2 separate regions of the Mus musculus genome follow, and region 2 is linked to region 1. A link is a loop called in an ENCODE intact Hi-C map of the cell type or tissue named here. Cell type or tissue: gastrocnemius. All regions are shown on one strand. Each heading gives the region's core, and the rest is flanking DNA. Links, peaks and the distances in the headings are about the cores only.

Region 1 (5,370 bases), core at 130-5,129:
GTGATGTATGTATAAGTATGAATGTATATATTTATGTATGTATGTATGTGTGTGTATGTGTGTATGTGTGTATGAGTGTGTCTATATATGTATGTGTGTGCGCATGTATGTGTATGTATGTTTATGTATGTGAGTATGTGAATGTGTATGTATGTTTGTAGGTGTGTGTGTTTGCATATGTATGTGTGTATATCTATCCATGTATGTGTGTATGTATGTGAGTGTGTATATGTGTTTGTATATGTATGTGTGTAGATATATGCATGTATGTGTGTATGAATGTGTATGAGTATGAGTGTGAGTGTATGTGTATATGTGTGTGTGTGTACCTGTGTGAGTGTGATGTAAGCAAAGAAGCAGGGAAGGGAAGAAGCTAAGACAGCATCCTTTGCAAAGCCTTTTCATCTTCACCAGTTGCTCCCAACCCCCAAAACTCTGGGGGGGGGGGGAAACAGGTTCCTTTAGCAACAATCAGTCCCCAGCTCCAAGAGAGCTCCCCACTGGGGTTCAGGCTAAAGCAGGGAGCAGATGCCACAGGTTCTCTGAAGCCAGGCTTTCCTCTGACACCCAGGCCCCAGGTTGGCATTTGTGACCTCTGTTCTATAAAAACAGCAGCTTATTGGCTTGCCCATGAACTGTTCCTTTCCGCTGCAGGGAAGGCTGCACCTCAGGCCACGTGGTCACCTTGAAGTGCTCAGGTAAGCGTCTGACTATGTAGGGATCCACTGATAGGGAAGACTGCATTGATAGAGTCACAGCCCCCATTGGGTACAGCTCAAGACCCCTTCTCTTGGATGCTAGTGTGGGGCTAGGCACCCGGAGTCACTGTCAGCAGGGACACTGTTGATGGGCAGGGTGACGCTGCATGCTCTTATACTAACAGCTCTTCCCACTGCCTCCCACAAACCCCACCCACCCTCAAAGCTTCTGTCTGCCTGACCCTCTCATTGCCCGAGATTTGGCAGTATTGTGAGCTCTGGGTAGGGCACAGGGATTTTGCTGGGGTGCTGACATTTCCTCCAGAAAAGGTCACAGAGTTTACCCCTAACCCCTTGTTCTTCCATAGCCTGTGGCACGAGAACGGGCTACAGTCCCCGAATTGTGGGTGGAAACATGTCCTCGCTCACTCAGTGGCCCTGGCAGGTCAGCCTCCAGTTCCAGGGGTACCACCTATGTGGGGGCTCCATCATCACCCCTCTGTGGATCGTCACTGCGGCACACTGTGTTTATGAGTGAGTGACTGGGCCTGCTGCTGTGGCTTCGGCTCTTCCCAGAGCCTTGCCTAGTCCTGGGTCAGGTAGAGATGGGATGATCTGGAGGTGAGGGCAAGTCAGCAAGCCATGTGCCTTACAGTGGATCTGTCTCTGCGTCTGAGAGTGACGTGAGCTGAGCTGGCACAGGGAAGGTAGAAAAGGGAGGAGGGAGCTCAAGGCAGAATGAGACCCATTGAAATAAGGGTCCTAGGTCCTCCCGTCGCTCACTACTCCTCATCCATGGTATGACACAGCAGGATACCCTGGGTGGAAGTGCAGGGTATCCAGAGAACACTGAGCCCCCTTGAAGCTGTGTCTGCCAGGCGTTTAGTAGTCCCAGAAACACCTTAGTGGCGGATTCTCTTTTTATCTCCTGGTTTGGTTACTGTCCAATGGAGAAGAGCCTCTCTGCAGAGAGCAAAGCTTAGCCCAGATCTCAAATGCGTATCTCTGGGGTGTCATGGAAAGAATGACCTGTCTGGGGGTATACACGAGTGTGGTCTGTGTGGGGCACAGATGTGTAGGGTATTGGGCCATCTCCCACCTGGAGATCCCACATCTCTCACCATTTCCCTGGGCTCTTGGGACACCAGAGTTCAACAGGGCTGGGTCTCTCCTGAGATTCACCTCTCTGTTTGTGCATTTCAGCCTGTACCACCCCAAGTCCTGGACTGTCCAGGTGGGTCTTGTGTCCCTGATGGACAGTCCTGTGCCCTCCCATCTGGTGGAGAAAATCATCTATCACAGCAAGTACAAGCCAAAGCGGCTGGGCAATGACATAGCCCTCATGAAGCTGTCCGAGCCACTCACCTTTGACGGTACAAACGTTTAGGCCTCTGCCCTGCACTTGCTTTTAGCTTGTTTCAAGAGCTTGCCTGTCGAGGCACTGTTATACTGTCTGCTTTACTATCCTTGCATGGAAATTCCAAAATCTGATTCAGCTAGGTGTTGATGTAGGTGCATAGCATTTGCTCGTTAAAGGTGTGTGTTCGAGAGCACACATGTGCACATGCATGTGCATGCACAAATGTATGCATGCACATAGGGGGCCAGAAAGTCATTCTTGAATGTTGTTCCTTTGGAAGCAGCACCTTGCTTTTTTGGGGGATTCAGTCTCTTATTGATCTAGACTTGCCTAATAGACTGACTGACCAAGAAGCCCCAGGGACCCTTCTGTCTCTGTCTCTGCCTCCTCAGTACTGGGTAACACCCTCAATGCCACTACAGCTGCCTTTTTACATGGGTGGCCCAGATCAAACTCAGCAGTTCATGATTGTGCAGCAAGCACTTAGCCAGCACAGCTACCTTCCCAGCCCGAATTAGGTGTTTTCAGTGTGAGCATGTTAGGAGACGGAGCCCTTGCTTAAGATTTCAGCCTGTTACGTTTTTTAGACTTAGGTTGTCGACCTTGGCTGTCCCTCTAGTGCCAATTCAACCTCACAGCCTTCCAGTTCTGCTCTGTTCTCTCTGCCCTGTGCCAGCTGCAGATGGCTACCTGATGCCTCTAGGTGGCAGAAGAGAGCCGCCTGTCCTCAGGGACCCAGAGCACTTTGCTGTCCTGGTTTTTGCTGCTTGCAGCCTCTCCAGTGGAAGGAGCAGAGTCCCAGGCTGGGGCAGCTTGAGGGCTTGCAAAGAGCCTCTCTCTTCCATCTGGAAGGTTCTAGGTAGCCCAGCTAGAACTCTCAAAACTCACAAAGCACAAAGCAGGAGGAATGTTGGCTTCAGTAAAAGTCCTGACCATCCCAGGATAAGCACTCTGGAGGGCAGGCAGGGCCATTTCCAAGGTAGACTCCTATTCTCGGCAGCAAACCTGTGTGATTTCAAGGGCAACAGAAAAGCTGCTTAAGTGGGGGGTGGGGGTTACTTGCTAATTATTGTTGGTGATATTTGATTCTAGAAAGGGAGTTGTCTGTAGCATACTTGGCTAAAGAGTTAAATAGTTAAATATGTCTCTATCCTTCTCCACTTTTCCATGATTACCATGCAGGATGGGGAGGAGGGGGTGCATCTCAGGTGCTGCTCACACAGAAGCCCTGGGCACATGCAGCTGCTTGGCTTTGCTAGAGCATCAGCGGCATAGCCTAGATGCAGGCCGGCTGTCACCACTAACACTTAACGTCTGGTCCAGGAGTGATCAACTGTGGCCCAAGGGCCAGCCACGTGTGACCCAATGCACATTTGAGCGAGTAAAATCTTGTCATAAATCCATCAGCCCCTTTGTGTATGTCTCCTGCGGTTCCAGCAACCGTGATGAGGTCCACATAGCTCACAAGCCTGAACTGTCTTCTATCCAACTGTCCAGCCTTTTACAGACAGGCTTGGCTGCTGGGCTCTGGACTCCTGCCACAGTTTAGGGCTACATCTGGGAGATGAGTGGGCGTGGCTTCTGCTCTGAGCTAGCTCCATAACCAAGGCCCAACCACTTCCTAGAGGGTGGGTTTAGAGACCTGAACACGAGGTCAGTTGATTTCTGGGGCAGTGGCTTCAGGAACTTCACCTCATTGTGCCCCTTCTAACAGAGACCATCCAGCCCATCTGTCTGCCCAACTCTGAAGAGAACTTTCCCGATGGGAAACTGTGCTGGACCTCAGGATGGGGAGCCACAGAGGATGGAGGTCAGTGGTCTGAAGCCTGAGACAGGGAGGGCCCCTCGGGATGCTTGGATGTCCCAGCTCAGGGTTGGGGCAGGCCAACTGTTCACAACAGCCATCTGCTGAATAGCCGTGGGTCACCATGGTGCCACTCCTCTTTGGACAGTGTGACGTTTTGAGGTTTCATGAAGAAATGAGCTATAGTGGAGAAGTGTGGGTACTTCTCCATGGTGAGGCCTCCACCCAACCCTCCTTCCTGCCCCTTCTTACTCTACTGAAGCAAGTGTCTGAAGCACACCTTGATGAGCCTCAAGCTTGTACCAAGCAGTACAAGATGACGAAGTCTTGTCTGAGAACTGGCATGGTGTGTTATTTTCTCCTATGAGCTTGCTATAGAAGGCATGACTCAGCTAATTCCACTGCTTTGGTAATGCTAATACTCTCAGTGATGGTCACGTCATGTACTTGCCAGGGACATCTTTGTCCCTTGCATCCAAGGCACAGTGCTGACACAGTCTCTCCAGCAATGGCTTTCCTTTGTGCATTTTCTAGGCACAGGCCAGCCTGCTGTCACTAGAAACTGTAGCCAAACTACTGAGGCCTGGATGGCTCAAAAAGCTCAAAAGGGCAGACTTGAGTCCTCTATCTTTCTGAAGTCTGAGGTCAAGATGTCTGTCCCAGCATCTCTCCAGTGTCTGGTGGCTCTAGCTATCCTTAGTGTTCCTTGGCTGGCTAATGTGTCAACCCAGATCCAATGTCTATGTGGTTGTTTGATTTTTGATTTTTTTCTGTTTATTTGTTTTGTTTTTTTTTCCCTAATGTGAGCTCTGGGTATCCAACCTACCACATTCCAGGTTGATCCATCATCTTAGTCCCTTGACCCCTGGCCCCATGGCATCAGTTGTCAGATCTAGAGCCTGCCCTAAATGCAAGGTAACTCAGCCTCCACATGGTACGTGATCCATACTTTAGCAGCTTCTGCTCCAAGCAAGATCACATGTCTTGGTTGCAGGCAGGCAAATAAGAAGGAGGTTATAGTCAACCCATGAGAGAAGCTCAGGGTTCGCCTTTGGAGACGTGTTCATGCAGGCTCTCACTGCAGCCCAGGCTGACCGCATGAACCTCACCACAAGCCTCCTGCCTCAGCCTCTCAAACTCCAGGATTCAATGCCCACTTTGTTTGTTACCTTCCAGCCTCAGGGGTCACTTGTGCTGTAGGCTGGCTCCTCAGTTGTCTCTGGGGACGGTGACAGCTGTTGTCCCTTTACCTTTGCTCCCACACTCCTGGGTTCACGGCCTCATCCTTGACTTCAAGGCTGACAGGCTGATCTGACTCTGGAGTTGCTCTGATGTCACCTTCTTCAAGTTGTTGATAGGTCCTTGTAATTTTCATGAGTTTACCAGCATCATCTGGGCTAGCTCACAACCATACCCTTGAATACCTTCAAGGTTCCCTAGTCAATGGCAAAGCCACAGGTTCAGGGCCCACACCTGTATTTGGAGGGACACGTTACTGTTGACTGAAT
Region 2 (5,370 bases), core at 261-5,260, 110 kb before region 1:
GAGACTATAATACAGGCAAGACGGCCGCTGAGCTCCTGAAGTCTCTTAGGAGCCACAAAGCAAAGCTTCCAAAGGATTCAAAAAACAAACAATACACACACACACACACACACACACACACACACACACACACACACACGCCCACACACACAAACAAAACCTTCTGTCTCCCAGAAGCAACCAGAAAGGCGAGGAGACTTCTCCCATCAGCAGCAACAGGCATTACCAGTTCCCACTACCTGTGCTCTTAAGGACTTTCTTTTTCTTCTTCCCCCCAAATCCACTTGTTTTCCTGCTAGGTGACCTTTGCCACATTTCCTATTAAAGATGATAATGAGCCCCAGGTTCTAAACTCTCCCTGGGACGAACATTTCTCTGGGAACCACCATGAACATGTGACAAAAGTCTTTTTTTTTTTTCTCATTCACCTATCCCATTAGTGTAACTTGCTAGTGCCCAAAGCACTCAACATAAAATGGAAGGAGAAGGACTGAGGCCTCAGCTCAGCGCCAGAGTGTTTGTTTAGCATGCACAAGGCCTGGGTTCGAACCCAGCACCACAAAAATAAAGCACGAGGAGAAAGGGTACGTTTTCCCTTCCTGACAGACTAGGAGGAGGGTGGAATGGAGGCTGGGGAACTCCACTCTGCATCATCACCCTAAAGGAGGACGACAAGACAGGGTCCACCTGTGAGGAGGCGGAGTCACAGAGCAGCCAGGAGAGACACCCTCTCAGGTGGCATTCTGCTCTGCCAATTTCATCTCTGCTTGTCCCAGCCACCAGGCCACTCATCTGGAACCAGAGGTACTGGGGCTTACTTCATGAACATCATTTCCATCCCACTCACAGCTGGTTGTGGTGGTTTAAATGAGAAACATCCATTACAAGGCTCTGGCATCTGAACACTTGGTCCCCTGTTGGTGATGGTATTTGGGGAGGTTTAAGGGGAGCAGGCTTGCTGGAGAAAGTATGCCACTGGGGGTGGGCTTTGGGTTTAGACTCCACCCCTATTCCCACCCCACCCCCATTACAAGTTTGCTCTTTACCTTTGGGGACTGCACGGGCTCTCAACTTCCTGCTTCAGCTGCCACACCTACCACTTGCTTCTGTGCCTCCTGGCCTTGACAGTCTCTAACTCTCTGGAACCGTAAGCCAAAACAAACCCTACCTTCTTTAAGTAGCCTGGGCTGTTGTGTTCTATTGCAACGGGAGAGTAACAGGCCAGTGTTTTTCCTCTCTCTGCAAGAATGGTGGTTATTCAAAAAGTCACCAAAACCACCCAGAAGTCCAAATGCTATCTGTGATGCCACCACCAAAACACAGGACTCCTGAGGGCTGCAGGTCACAGCAGCCACGACTCACTAGCTATGGAAAAGACCCATGCTCCATGATGAAATATGAGTGAAGAAGCCACCCGATCCCCACTGTTTCTCTGTCCCCAACACACACGTCACCACTGCAGAAGACAGACCGTCAGCAGAGCTTACCACTGATCCCTGGAGAAGGAGATGATGAAGCGGATGCCCACGGGAAGCAGAGCCATTTATGTCGTCCCCGAACCTCGGTGCTCTAGTCCCGAAGTCACACACTTCACAAAACAGGTTAAAGTTGTCTGACAGCCCCGCAGTTCACACAGCCTGGGAAGCAACCTCAAATGGGTCCTACTGGGTGCTGCCCCCTCTTCCTTCCATCAGGGGGCTGATCTCTATGGGAGAAAGAGAGGCGTTGAGAATCTGTGATCCTGACAAGAGTACCTTGGAGACACAAGCAGGCACCAGTCATCTGCAGGTGGGGAGTTGCTAACCACGCCTGATCAAAGCCACAGGGCTGATACCAGAGGAAGCGCCCACCACAGGTGCCTTGGGAAGGTTTGCTCATATGGAGGTCACATGATACTCTAATGATTCCTGCAGGGAAGTGGGCATTTATCTCTCTGCCTTTAGGGCTTTCAAAGATGAGTCTGGCCCCAAAACACAGGTCAATGTTTAGTCATGTGGACATCTACTAGAGCCCCGGGTGGAGGTGGGCACTGGGCTCATTCACTTCATTACTACCCAGCAGACTTCCTGTGAGCCTCAGCAGTTGAGGACTGTGGGCCTAGGCAGGATGGCAGAGGGATCAAGCATCAGTTGCTTAGGTTGTGGGCCTGCAATTGAGTCAGACACGCCTAACATGGGGGGGTTGAAGGTGGCGGGAAAACTTCCCATCCGCTACTGTGGTTCCCTCTTCTGTGAGTGTGTCATTAGCCTGGGAAAATGAGCCTGTTCTGAGAGCTGGGCTGAAGAGGGGCAATTCTGGAAGGGGCAGAACAAAGCCTGCATACTATTAAAGGGTCCAGCCCTTTGGAAGATACACCTCCTATCCTGAGCCCCAAGCCACCTCAGGACGTATATTCTAAAGCACTGTATTTTTTTCCAAAGTGGAATCTTCCTCGCCTATCTCTTTCCCTCCCTCTGAGCTTTCCACAGGCATGTATCATGAGCTGGGGGTGTAGCTTGTGTGAACTAGCAGGATGGAGACTGATCCCAGCAGGTCACACATACACAACCAATAACCTCCAAGAGACCAGCCTCAGAACCATCATAGAGGCGTGGAGGCCCTTTTCACCCCAGCCAGGAGAGCTCCACCTTTCCTAGGGTTCCATGGGGTCACTCATTCCTGACCTTACCCAGACCTGCAGTGATGAGCCACTAGCCCATTTGCTCCCTTAACTTCTCCAGCTAAAAGATGACGGCTTAATGGCACCATCAATGTTACATAAAGACATGGTCTCAGGAAGGCCACGGCATAGCAGACAGTTCATCAGTGTGAGTGGTTCTGCAGGTGAGCTTCAGGGAGGGCAGGGTTCCCCGCCCCATATCCTAGCTCAGAACAGAAGCAAAGAAGCCAGGGGGAGTCAGCCTGCTGGCTTAGGCCTATAGTCTCATCACTCAGGAGGCTGAGATAGAAGGACCATTTTGAGTTGGAGGCCAGCCAGGGTTACCTAGTGAGCACCAGGCCAGCCAGAGATATGGCGCAAAGATGCTGCCTCCAGACTAAACCAGAAGTTGTGGGACTTTGGCTCAAACCTCCATATTTAAATGATATCTTTCAAAGAGGGTTTGCTCAAAATGAGTTTGTTGGGCTTGGTCCCTACATGTGTGCTTCGAGTGCACATTTGAAATAATTTTGAGGTTTGATGGTTTTGACTAAAGGATTTGTTTTAAATTGTACAAGGCTTAAAAATAAAAGCCAGGATCCACTTTTTTTCCTCCACTAAAATACTGAAAACTCACCCCCGTGACCAGTGAAATCAATCTATCATACCGCCAGGCAAAACCGCCCAGCAACAGTGCCAGACAGCCTTAAAGAGTTATCAGGGAAAAAAAAAAACCCTCCTGGCTTCTATAAATAATGCTAGCCATTTCACTGAGATGATGATGTAGCTGGATGGGGGTTGGGCATCCATTCTGGAAGGAGTGCACTAGAGGATGGACAGATGTCAACTCTACATTTGGGGTATTGAAAACTCTGCTTAGCAAAGTCCTTTTCTTGCTGGCCTGAACAGCATCTCTAAAACTTGTTCCCTCAAAATTCCAGGTAATAGCTGGGTGTGGTGGTCCACGCCTTTAATCCCCGCACTCGGGAGGCAGAGGCAGGCGGATTTCTGACTTCAAGGCCAGCCTGGTCTACAAAGTGAGCTCCAGGACAGCCAGGGCTATACAGAAAAACCCTGTCTCGAAAAACAACAACAACAAAGCAAAAACAAAACAAAATTTCAGGTCATGAAGGCTACTGACACAGCCTCTCGGAGTCCAAGACATAGCTTTCCCTCTAAGATGGCAGTTCTCAGCCTGTGAGTCTCCGCCTCAACAGGGGTGCATATCAGATATCCTGCAGATCAGATATTTACATTACCTACCATGCATTTCAGTAGCAAAATTACAGCTATGAAGGAGCAATGAAATAACATGAGGAATTGTATTTAAGGGTCACAGCATTAAGAAAGGTTGAGAACCGCCGTTCTAAGAAGAGATGAGGCTAGCCCAGCTAGGTGGGCTTCATACCTAGGCCAATTCCAGGCGTTTCATTTTCCTAGGGGGTGGGAGTGGGGGTGGGGCATGCCTTCTCAGGCACAAGTACACTTCCTCCTGCCTATCCCTGAACGGAAGGGGAGCACGTGGCTCTGCTGACAGGCCTTGGCATCTAGCCCAAGGAAAGTAGTTAAAGTAGTTTTTAAATGTCACCTCTTAGAAACTCCCAGTGAATTTCAGCCCATTAGAGAAAAGGACAGGAAGGCAGTGTGATCATTGGACAGGGAAAGGAGAGCAATTAGGAGTTTTTCCATGGTGAGGCAGCACCCGACCAGGCTCAGGAGCACACAGAGAGCCCAGCCAAGCAAGAGTTGAGGGACGGACAGACACACCCACGATCCTCCCAGCTACCGGGCTCTGAGCTACCCAGAACCCATCAACCCTTCAAGGAGACTCAGGAGTGGGTGGGAGTTAGCAAAAGCAAGAGCAATGCCCCAAGGGGGGTTTTCCAGTCTTTAGCACACAGGCAACATCAAGGCAGCCTAAGGCAACCTGTCAAAATGATGGCACTTTATAAAAGGGCAAACCTGGGAACCAAACTCCCTCCAAAAGCTTCAAGAGTTTTGTTTTAAACCAAGACAAACACTAACTCCTCTAATCGAGCCCTTTCTAAGCGTTTAAAGGCTCCATTGGCCGTGGGAGATAAACAGAAACTGTTATTTTCACTTGTCCTGAGCTTAAATACAAGGAGTCAGAATTCTATCCACCATAGCTCTTAGCCCACTCACAGCAAACAACGCACCCCGGGTGTTCTCCACCGAACCAGACCTGTAACAATACTCCCAGGAACTCAGGGTGCAAACAGGACCCCCAAAAGAGGGAATTCTGTGTAAAGCCGAATAATATATTTACCAACTCGCCCAACTTCACGCAATTTAAGTTCCAGGGCGAGAAGGCAGGTAGGGAGGCAGGCAGGTGCAGAGAGCTCTAAAGACCAGGAAAAAGCACCTTAAGAATTTAAACCAAGAGCAAGGGGAGGGTCTTCCGTTCAAATGCAAATCTTTACCTGCGGGCCACCAAGATCCTTGGGTGGACCCTAAGTGCGCGGAGCTGGGGGACTTTTCCGGTGGTTTAAACCCTTTATTACCGCCCAGACGGTGGCTGTCACTGCGTTGGCCACAGAGCCCGGGCTCCGGGAAGCAGTTCTTTTAGCAAACAAACAACCGGAGCCCAGGGTGCTGGCTGAGAGCTTTCCCAAGGGCTTTGCGAGCCGGCTCCTCCTCCCAGGTCCTACAGCCGCTTGGCCGGGTGGTGAAGGCTACAGGCACGCCCACGTCCCCTACGAGCGGCAGCAGAC

The links. A loop is a pair of places that touch in the nucleus more often than their neighbours do. Peaks named below come from ENCODE experiments on the same cell type or tissue, not always from the same donor. Only the 100,000 strongest peaks of a DNase experiment are listed, where the experiment ranks them.
Region 2: a loop joins it to region 1, with 2.2 times the contacts of the local background. A loop is called at or near these places in 1 of 42 quality-filtered maps.

What each region holds. Positions count from the first base shown.
Region 1 is chr17:31,185,001-31,190,370 of GRCm38, reverse strand. It overlaps Tmprss3 (transmembrane protease, serine 3), which reads left to right. Exons shown (of 12, transcript NM_080727.2): 6 at 655-698; 7 at 1,067-1,232; 8 at 1,902-2,071; 9 at 3,773-3,868. Among named protein-coding and RNA genes, the nearest start is that of Tmprss3, 10 kb to the left of the region's middle. In gastrocnemius, for the core only: a CTCF peak has its summit at 2,754 (motif pointing right); a DNase peak (open chromatin) is centred at 2,775.
Region 2 is chr17:31,296,625-31,301,994 of GRCm38, reverse strand. Slc37a1 (solute carrier family 37 (glycerol-3-phosphate transporter), member 1) reads right to left here. Exons shown (of 20, transcript NM_001242427.1): 1 at 5,080-5,370; 2 at 1,488-1,705. The coding sequence starts at 1,543. Among named protein-coding and RNA genes, the nearest start is that of Slc37a1, 3.1 kb to the right of the region's middle. In gastrocnemius, for the core only: a CTCF peak has its summit at 4,319; a DNase peak (open chromatin) is centred at 2,940; H3K4me3 peaks cover 1,334 bases; H3K27ac peaks cover 1,347 bases.